Linked DNA regions of Mus musculus: regions 1, 2 and 3 are each linked to region 4. A link is a loop called in an ENCODE intact Hi-C map of the cell type or tissue named here. Cell type or tissue: heart. All regions are shown on one strand.

Region 1 (2,500 bases), 190 kb before region 4:
TCCAGGACTTTTATTTAGGAAATTTTAGAAGCAAGTAAGATGTGAACCAGTGGTGTAGATCAACTGGAGCTGCCTTATAACCAGGACAGGCCCCACTTTTGGAAGTATCAGGCCACAAAAACTGTCCCTGTGGTCTGACAAGACTCATTATGCACCTAGTATGACTTGGAGAACTTGGGGCCAGAGAGATGGTTCCATGGTTAGGATCACTTGCTGCTCTTCCTGGGAACCCGAGATTAACCACAGCATTTACATGCAATTAAAAATAAAAGAAAATCTTAAAAAAAAACCCCACAGAAGTTGCAGACCTAGGGCCTTCCCTACCTCGCTCCACCCATGAAGTCCCTGCAATGGTAGAAATGTTCAAGCCTAAGTAGGAAGTTGTAGTTTGAAGAGATGGTTTTCCAGCCAGCTTGCTGGGTGAATGTAGCCCTCTCTAAGCCTCTAAATTCTTATTTAAAATAACACCCCTGGCTGTCTGGGGTTGTTTTTTGTCACCAGGTCCTGAGCCATATTAACCATTCTCCATTCACCTCATGCTAGGCTTATTGTATGCCTGCCTGCAACCTTCTATTTGGTCCCATTCATTATTTTCCCCCTCAGCCATGGCATTAATCCCTAGTGTTAACCAAACTCCACTGATGTGCTATATCCTCCTCTTCCTAAAGTCCAGGCTATCATGTCCAGTCTCCATGAAGCCGGAGAGCTCTGCCTGGGTCAGTACTGGTCTTCTGTCCTCCTCGTTATCTTGCTACCCCCTTGCCTCTCTCATCTCAGAACTTATTAGGCACCTTAGGGCCACCTCAGGGCCTTTGCACATGCTCTTCCTGTTCGCTCTACCTCCTTCTGGGCTCTCACTGCTTGTACCCAGTGCAGTTACTCGAGACAGCCTCACCCGTGTTCATTAAGCTGTTGGCATCTTACCTCCTTGTGGGATGATATGGTTGTGGGGTTTGTCTTCTGAGTCAACACATGACACCCTCAGTAGTGCCATCTAGGGGGAGGGGATATGTTCACTCTGTCCCTGCAAATGCTATGTCAGTTCTGCAGAGTGGGGAGGAGGCTCTGTTAGGAGACCTCTGTCCAGAGCTAGTAAGGGGTCTGAGACATCATGCATGTAGTGCAGCTCTAGACCCTTACTCTGTACCCTAGCGGGCTTCAAAAGAGGGACCCTGCAATGCTAACTGTGCTGATGTCCTGTCTGGATCCTATAGACGAGAAGGAAATGTTCCAGGGCTTAAACAGGTTTTTCTTTTTTGAGACAGGGTCTCACTATGTAGCTCTCGATGGCCTGAACTCCTGAACTCCAGAGATCCACCTGCCTCTGTCTTCTGAGTGCTGGGATTAAAGGTGTCCATGCCATCAGCCCCCCTGGCTAGGGCAGAGTTAGATTAGGAGCTGCAGCTTTCTACATGGTTTGCAGGAGTGCCAACAGTAGGGGGCATCAGAGGCTGCTGCTGCTCTGGGGAGGTTCCAGGGCTAAATGGTATGCAGACTCCATAGCTAGGTGATTAATGCTTTACTGGCATTTTGGGGTGTTAGAAAGAACTCTTGTATTATGAAATTATGGTGAATATGGGCGACAGATCTTTAAATAAATGTCCCCACTTGCCCACTCACATACACTGGTCCCACAAAGTTGCTCCCCATGGGATTTGGAGACAATGTGTGATGCTGATTCTACTGCGCTGGGTTATATGGTGCCTTAGCTGTGAGGCTGTGGGACAAGCAGCTAATGGCCAACTGTAATCTCCACTGAGGCAGAGCTCATGCCTAGCAGGGTCAAGTGCACCTGTCCACACCCAAACACAAAAGCACATCTGCACACAGACGCACAAATGTACACATACACATATACAAACATGAGAGAGTGTGTGAACATGAACGCAAACACACCAATGCCTGTGTGGAGTGTGTATAAACACACCCACATACCAAAGTGTGCATGTGCAAGTGAGTGATACATAAGACAAGGCACTTCTGAAACATATCCGTATACACACACACCTGTGTGTACACACAGGTCCGCATGTGCATGTGTACACACAAATACGAACATGGAGACACAAATGCACACAGGCACACATGAGCACCACAAGTATACACATGTATGTGCACATTCAGAGGCACACACAAACACTTGCACAGCCCACGCACGCAGTACAGGGAGATGGCATCCCAGGACCATCTAGAACAATTCAGACACTGGCCACAGAAGAAATGAGTGTTCTTGAATGTTCTCAGGTCGGTGGTAGTGCACGCCTTTAATTCCAGCACTTGGGAGGCAGAGGCAGGCAGATTTCTGAGTTTGAGGCCAGCCTGGTCTACAGAGTGAGTTCCAGGACAGCCAGGGCTATACAGAGAAACCTTGTCTCGAAAAACCAAAAAAAAAAAAAAAAAAAAAAAGGATGGTCATTTTCAAATCTGCTGTATTAACCATAGGGCTCATCGGGGACTTTGGGGACCGGAGAAGGTTAGGAGAAGAACAGCCAGGAGAGAC
Region 2 (2,500 bases), 290 kb before region 4:
GTGACGATCCAATGTTAGGGTTAGCTGAACAACCTAAGCATGCAGCTGCACTCCAGGCCCTGGGAGCAGCCAGTGTACACTCCCCACACATGGGGTGGCAGGGCCCACCACATACCGTCCATCTGAACCTTCTTTGGCTGCATAGAGGGAGATGACATTGAGGAGGTGACCCGGAAGTTGGCAGGCAACGTCTCTGCAGAGCCAGAGGCCAAGCCACGAATGTCCTTTGGTCTGAACTTCTTCCTCCAGGAAGGCGCCCTCCTGAAGCTTTTGTCATCATCCTAGCAAACCAAGGAGACCAGTGCCAACTAACAGTGATCATTCTTGCTGGACGGTAGTGTTGTGTGCTTTACATCCCAGCATTCAGGAGGCAAAGGCAGGTAAATCTCTGTGAGTTCAAGGCCAGCCTCGTCTTATAGAGGGAGTTCCAGGACAGCCAGAGCTACCCAGAGAAACCCTACCTTGAAACAAGCAAAACAAAACAAAAACCATTCTTTTCTGGGCTGGGCATGACAACCAGTTTCAATGCAATTAGCTCTCTCAACACCAGCATCTGTGTACATATATATTTGAATTTGTGTCCACACTCCTAAAGTAGCATTTCCTACATGGTTCTAAATATGTTGAAATGGGGCCCACTCATCACCCATGAACACATGTGTGGCTGAGCTGAGCTTTGGTGATACCAGAAAAACAAGCAGACCAAACAGAGCAATGCCGTCAGGCTGAGCATCCACTTACCTCATCAAACCTCCGATCAGTCCCCGTGATCAAAAGGTTGTTGAATTCTCTTTCCAAGACAGCTCGAGCCTAAAACAGTGAAAAAGTCACCAAAGCTTCCATCAATTACTAAGAAGGATGCTGGCATATCCCACTGCCAGGGACACCCTGACCCATGATAGAATCCAAAAATCACATCTAATCTGTGGGTGGGCTTGAGGGGAGAGGAGCCATAGTAAGTGCTATGCAGATGGCTGGGAGTATGAGCTAATGGTGCTCTGTGGCGAAATGGAAATTTCACATTTTCCAATATGCTCATGAAGCAAAGAAAGTTAAGTAAAGCAATTACCACAAAAGTAAAACTAATAAAGCTTTCATGTAGTGCGCTGAAACAGAAAGCAGATGAGTGTAGCGTTAGCCTCTGTTGACTGACTATGGAGCTACACAAAGTTCTCACTAGCTATGCAATGTTAAGCTTTCCCTCAACTGGAGGGGGTAAGTGAGCATGTGCAATCAGGACTTCGGCCAGTTTCTCTGGGCAGGGTTCGGGACTGAGAGCTCTGGGGTCACCTGCGTATTCTGTGTTGGAATCTGTAACAAGAGTGCCAGGGCACTGAAATCGAAAGTCTCGTCCAAAGCCAGAAGTGCACCGTGAACACCGCTCTCTATTAGGTTGTTGGCATACTCTTTAAGGCCAATCGACAGGATCCAGCGAATCACCCGGTCATTGCTCCACACAAGCACATCTGCAAGAGAGTAGAGAAGCATATGGTAGCCTCATAAACGCTCCACTCACAATACCCTGCAGCACAGGAGAGAAGGTTCCTGGTAAAAACCCTGACCTTGTGCTCCTGAAACAGACCCAAGCCCCCAGGTCCCAGCATCACAGATAGCACAACCCTCATAGAGGAATTCTAGCCACGCCACTCTAAGAACCCACTGGAACTACTTCAGGGAACCCAGGGAAAGGGACAGGACTCATTCCACTTCCGGGAATAGAATGAAGTGACAGCCTACAAACCTGAGAACCAAAGCAAGATTCTTCCCATCCCAGACAGAGCCACCTGCACAGCCACACTTGCTCAGCCTGCATGTTCCAGGCAGCCACCCATGGAAGGCAGTTTGCTCGGATGCTGAGCACCCCCACTCCCTCCTCCACGAGAAATGTGCAATGACCCAGGGAACCAGGGCGGTGCTGAGGAAGCTCCTGTCAGCTCTCCAGCCCGTGGTCCTCAGTCTTCCAGGGACTCTTCTGTATAGCCAATGTATCTTGCTTCAAACTTTTGCTCAAGGTGAACCTTTTTATTCTAATTTACTTTATGACGTGCCTTAGTTAGGGTTACTATTGCTGTGGTGACCATGATCAAAAGCAACCTGGGAGGAAAGGGTTTATTTCACTCAGAGTTCCACTTAACAGTTCATGATCAAAAACACTGAGGGAGCCAGGCAGTGGCGCTGCACGCCTTTAATCCCAGCACTTGGGAGGCAGAGGCAGGCGGATTTCTGAGTTTGAAGCCAGCCTGGTCTACAGAGTGAGTTCCAGGACAGCCAAGGCTACACAGAGAAACCCTGTCTCGAAAACAAAAACAAAAACAAAAAAAAGCAGTGAGGGCAGAAACTCATACAGGGTAGGAACCTGGAAGCAGGAGCTGAGACAGAGGCCATGAAGGAACCCTGCTTACTGGCTTGCTCCCATGGTTTACTGAGTCTGCTTTCTTATAGAATCCAGTACTACCAAAATGGGCTGCCCACCCCCACCCTCATTCAATCCTAACTAAGA
Region 3 (2,500 bases), 110 kb before region 4:
GCTTTTTACATGGGTTCTGGGGACCAAATTCAGGTCCTTGAGCTTGCAAGGCAAGCTCCTTAGCCACGGGGCTGTCTCTCCAGCCCCTCCTTTTAATTATTAAACAGTTTCTTGCTAAGTAGCTCAATCCTCCTGCTAGTCCGATTACAAGAATTACACTTGCCCATTTCACTTACAAAGCAGGGGCTTTTCCCCACATCCTCTTGTCCAGTGAGAGGGTAAGATGTCAACCAGGAAGCACACAGCAATTGGCTGAGTGGTTAAAAGTTGCAATGATTTGAGCCACTCTCTGCAGCTGCCAGAGACAGTGGATCCTTTGTTCTTCCCAGAACCCTAGCAAAACTTCTAGACTTCCTGAACACAATGTTACAGAGATGTGGGTTTCAGAGCAGGGACCCCAAGATTCTACAGACCAATCCAATCTCTTCTTCACAGGTTGAGAAACTGAGGCTCAGAGAAGGCTGAGGACATCCAGGAGAAACCCCAGAATGGCTCCACACTCTGCACCTCTGACCCAGCAAATCTTCCCATGCCGGGCACTGAGCAGAGGCAGGAAATGGTCTGACCTCAAGGTCACAGTCACGGCTCGCTCTGCCCCAGGCAGATGAGGTTGCTGGAGGAGGAGGCTGGCTTGGGACTTCTCAGAACTGTTTAGAAGCCATTTCTAGCCCACTATAGACGCAAGAGCAGAGCTAAAGGTGACCAGCCCCCCCCCCGCGTCCCCACCTTCACTCCCACCCCCACCCCACCTTCTGCAAACAGACCTGCCCAGCCCATGTCCACCTGGCATCCCCAGACAACGTGAAGCCACACTCACATCCTCGTCATTCTCCAACTCCAGGCCTGCCTCCAACAGGTTGCCCTCATATTCCTCCCGTCTGAAGCGTTTGTCATCTTCATGGTAATCCATGGGGACTTCCGGTGAGCCTGCATCCACAGGGCTCCCCTTCCCGGGAAGGGGCTGGTCCTGCCTGACGCTGCGGGTCCCCAGGACCATGTCATTTTGTAGTCCCCTCCTGGCCAGAGTCCTGCTCCCTGAGGCTCTCTTGTGATGGTATACCAAGATGTAGTCCACCTTCCGTTTGCCATCCCTGAAGTATAGTCCATACTTGCATTCGGCGTCGGGGTCCACGGACAGAGAGTTCAGCAACTGTGAGGCAAGAAAGAGAGACGTGTTCAGTGTGGAGTGGTTCTCCAGGGGTCTCCCCTGGTAACGTGCTTCAAGGTGGGTGTCATACTCATCCATGTTCCCGGTCACTCAACAAACACGCCAGGGTTCATAGTCCCACTTGTTGGAGACAGATATAATCTCTGATACAACATGTTTATTCATGCCTGCATCCACTTCCTCCTCACTGACCCATGTGTTCAGTGCAAACACACAGCAGATTACTTATTTTTCCTTTTCCTGTGTGTATGTGTACATCCCTGTACTTGCATATGTGGGCAGAAGTTGTAAGTCAACAAGAGCCTCTCTTGGTTTCATGTATCTTTTTAAGGTTTATTTTTATGTGTGGAGTGCTTGCCTGAAGGTATGTGTGTGTACCATGAGCATGCAGTGTCTGTGGAAGCCAGAAGAGGGCACTGGATCCCCTGAAACTGGGTTACAGAGGGTTGTGATTCTCCACCTGAATGCTGGGCACAGAGTTCACAGGTCCTTTACCCACCGAGCCATCTCTCAAGCTTATCTTCCTTGTTTTTTGAGACAGGGTCTTCCACTGAACCCGGATCTCTCCCATTAGGCTGGTTGGCCAGTGAGCCTAGCATCCCTCTTGTCTGTACCTCCATAGCATGGGGATTGTAAGTATGTCCATCCTCATGCCCAGCTTTTAAATGTAGGTGCTGAGGATCCAAGCTCAGGTACTCATGCCTGTGTGGCAAGCCACCCCTAGCCCTACTGTACCATAGCATATGAGACTTGAGCATCTGTGGGTTTCAGTATCTGAGGGATCTAGAACCACTACTGTGCCATACCGAGGGACAGCTACCCCTATAGATGCCCACTGTGAGCCAGACCCAGTCCCACGGACTGAAGTATGTAGAAGACGAAGTGACTGACCTCTAGGAGGAGGCCTTTGTCTCCCTTAAGGATGCCAAGTTGTGCCTGGTTACCAACAGGGCCTCCTGCTCTTTGGATGGGAAGGTCCTGTCTGACTCCTGGCAAAAATCTGCTGTAAAATCCCTGAAGCAGAAGCCCTATGAAGGAGGTGGTCCATATGCACAGGGCAGAGCCCGAGGCAGGGCAGAACTGCATTCAGCTCTCTGCAAGCATTGTCTCCCTCTGGCAGCCAGCATCCAGGCAGCATGGTGGTGCCTTCAGGGCCACGAGCCAATTGGATGATCAGAGCTCAGAAGTGTGAGGCCCTTGTTTACTTAGCCAGGATCCTCAGAAACCCAATTCCCATGTTGTACTCTGGCATGGAGGGATGAGGCCTGAGACCCAGGCATGATCCAGACTGGGACACGGGCTGAGGAACTGCCACCTGTCTCCAGAGCTGGC
Region 4 (2,500 bases):
CTGACAATGGTGGCCTTCAAATGCCCCCCACACACACACACCTTCCCTCAACCAAGATTTAGAAGGGCCACGCCTCTGAGCTTCTACTGACCTCACAGAACCTGTTGCTTCAAGGAGGGGCAGGTTTGAGCATAGGTGCTGGGAGGGGCAAGCTCAAACCCTGTAGCCAGGGCAGCCATAGGCCCCCAGAGCTGCAACTCTGAGGCACAGGGTGAGGAAAGGAGAGTGTGAGCCCTGCCTTCCTGGGGAATGTGAGTCCGTAAGAGCAACTGAAGAAAATCTGTGGGAGCTGGCTGCCAAGATGGACTCCAGGAGGGCAGACCCAGAGAGGGAGGAGTTATCCAGGAAGAAGCAGCTGAGTCCGAAGGGAGGACTCACTGCAGGGGAGGACACAGGCGAAGAGGACTCACCCTGAGACGGACTCACTCTAGGAGAGAGGGTCCTGTGCAGGAGGAAGTACTCATTCTAGGGGAGAACCTGGGGGAAGGACTCACCCTGAGAAGGATTCACTCCAGGAGAGAGAGTCCTGTGTTAAGAGGGAGGCTTCATCCGGGGGAGGAAGATCATGGTGAAGAAGATAGATACAACCAGGAAGGGGAACCAACCTGCTGACCTTCACCTCAGCAGGGAGGGGATGCTGCCCGGGCAGCCTGGTGATGACACTGAGGGCCTGTCCAAGAGTCCTGGAGGAGTGTGTGCACAAGGAGCTATACTGCAAACCTGTGAGCCAGCATGAGTGTACATTGGGAGAAGGTGTGTGCTCACGCCAGAGCATGTAGAAAGGCAGGCTAGGAGGCCAGTCAGACACCCAGGGGGCCTGAACGCCACAGCACAGAGCCTCTGATATCTTTGCTGTGGTTTGAGCAGACACAGTCCCTGTGGCCAGGATGTTGTGGGGTCCCTTCTGGAGTTTTTGAGAACTAGGGAAGGGGCTGAGAACTGCCTGGCGGGCTCTGGGGAGTTGGCCTCTGGACTCTAGGCGGTGAGAAGACAGCTAGGTCCCCAGGGAAGCCAATGTGAGGGCCTGTGCTGCCCCCTGGTGGTGAAGCATGCCTATTCCATGCAGCTGCCCGTCAGGGACTGTTGGGTAAGTATTAAAGGGTATTAAAGGTGAGGCCTTCCTAGTGGGGTTTTGTGACCTGGGACAATAGTACAGGTCATCCCCCACTGAGGCAGGGCCTCTGCCTGGTCACAGTTTGTCCTGGTCACTTGCTAGATTTTAATCCATCCCTCCACTATGTCCTACAATTCTCCTCTTTACAGTTTAAAAGAAACTGTGACCCATGCAGGGCTGTCCCTAACATCCAGCATCCAAGAGCCACCCCATTCTTAAGCCACTTCTTGCAGTGCTTTATGCCCTGGGGGACCAGGAACCTCCTCTGGGGGTGAGGGGAAATGTGGAGGAGCCTGGGAAGGAACAGGGGCCACCAACTCCATTCAGCCTTCCTCTCCACAGAGAACATTATGCCTCTGGTACCACCAGAAGCCAAAATATATGATCTGCTTTGAAACACTGTGTGGAAGTAAGGCAAGAGCTGAGGACGAGGAAGTGTGGGCTCCCAGAAGAAGACAGCTCAGTGTAGGTAGGGTGGAACCTGGCTGGTGAACACTGGTCTTTTTAAAGACCAAAGAAAGACAGAAAGTGATGTAAGAGGAAGGCATGTCTAAGAGACAGTGCCAGCAAGGGTCATCGGAAGGCACCTCTGACTTTTAAGCTTGGACCAGCTGAAAAAAAATTCTAGGGCAAGTGTGGAAGCTCACATCAGAGGCAGGGAATCTCTGTGTGTTTAAGACTAGCCCTGTCTACAAAAGTGGATTATAGGTTCAGTTAGACTTTGTCTTATTTTTAAAAAAAGAAGAAGAAGAAGGAGAAGAAGAAGAAGAAGAAGGAGAAGGAGAAGGAGAAGGAGAAGGAGAAGGAGAAGGAGAAGGAGAAGGAGAAGGAGAAGGAGAAGGAGAAGGAGAAGAAGAAGAAGAAGAAGAAGAAGAAGAAGAAGAAGAAGAAGAAGAAGAAGAAGAAGAAGAAGAAGAAGAAGAAAAGGAGAAAGAGAGGAGAGAGAGAGAGAGGCATTTCAAGCAAATAGGCGCCCTGGGGAAGAAAAGAACCTGGCATATATTTATAAGGCATTTTTCTAAGAGCCCCCAGTGGAGTTGAGGATGTAGCATAGTTGTAGAATGTTCGCCTAGCATTCACAAAGTCCTGGGTTCAATTCTCAGCATTACACAAAGCAGGGATGGTGACATGGGCCGGTCATCCCATCACTTGGGAGGTAGAGGCAGGAGGGTCAGCTTGAGCTGCGTGCGTAGCAAGTTTAAGGCCATCCTGGACTTATGAGACCCAGAGCATGCAGAGGCCCAGGAGCGAGTGGGCTGGAGCAAGAGGGAGAAGGGAAGGGGGTGGGGGTGGGGGAAAGATCCAGATTCAGAGAAAGAGAAAAATGATGGGGAGGGTATGTGCTAGGGTAGAACCATAGATAGGTGACCCAGGGGGTTGAATGGA

The links. A loop is a pair of places that touch in the nucleus more often than their neighbours do. Peaks named below come from ENCODE experiments on the same cell type or tissue, not always from the same donor. Only the 100,000 strongest peaks of a DNase experiment are listed, where the experiment ranks them.
Region 1: a loop joins it to region 4, with 11 times the contacts of the local background. A loop is called at or near these places in 39 of 42 quality-filtered maps.
Region 2: a loop joins it to region 4, with 4 times the contacts of the local background. A loop is called at or near these places in 2 of 42 quality-filtered maps.
Region 3: a loop joins it to region 4, with 2.1 times the contacts of the local background. A loop is called at or near these places in 4 of 42 quality-filtered maps.

What each region holds. Positions count from the first base shown.
Region 1 is chr7:144,586,044-144,588,543 of GRCm38, forward strand. No RefSeq gene overlaps it. Among named protein-coding and RNA genes, the nearest start is that of Fadd, 4.9 kb to the left of the region's middle. In heart, a CTCF peak has its summit at 1,437 (motif pointing right); no DNase peak of the experiment used is centred here; H3K27me3 peaks cover 890 bases.
Region 2 is chr7:144,480,970-144,483,469 of GRCm38, forward strand. It overlaps Ppfia1 (protein tyrosine phosphatase, receptor type, f polypeptide (PTPRF), interacting protein (liprin), alpha 1), which reads right to left. Exons shown (of 32, transcript NM_001195086.1): 28 at 1,291-1,466; 29 at 742-810; 30 at 116-281. Among named protein-coding and RNA genes, the nearest start is that of Cttn, 11 kb to the left of the region's middle. In heart, no CTCF peak of the experiment used is centred here; no DNase peak of the experiment used is centred here.
Region 3 is chr7:144,668,526-144,671,025 of GRCm38, forward strand. Ano1 (anoctamin 1, calcium activated chloride channel) reads right to left here. Exons shown (of 26, transcript NM_178642.6): 3 at 818-1,150. Among named protein-coding and RNA genes, the nearest start is that of Ano1, 69 kb to the right of the region's middle. In heart, a CTCF peak has its summit at 1,563 (motif pointing right); a DNase peak (open chromatin) is centred at 931; H3K27ac peaks cover 1,293 bases.
Region 4 is chr7:144,775,230-144,777,729 of GRCm38, forward strand. No RefSeq gene overlaps it. Among named protein-coding and RNA genes, the nearest start is that of Gm34964, 12 kb to the right of the region's middle. In heart, a CTCF peak has its summit at 1,047 (motif pointing left); DNase peaks (open chromatin) are centred at 363 and 1,002; H3K27ac peaks cover 1,172 bases; H3K27me3 peaks cover 1,831 bases.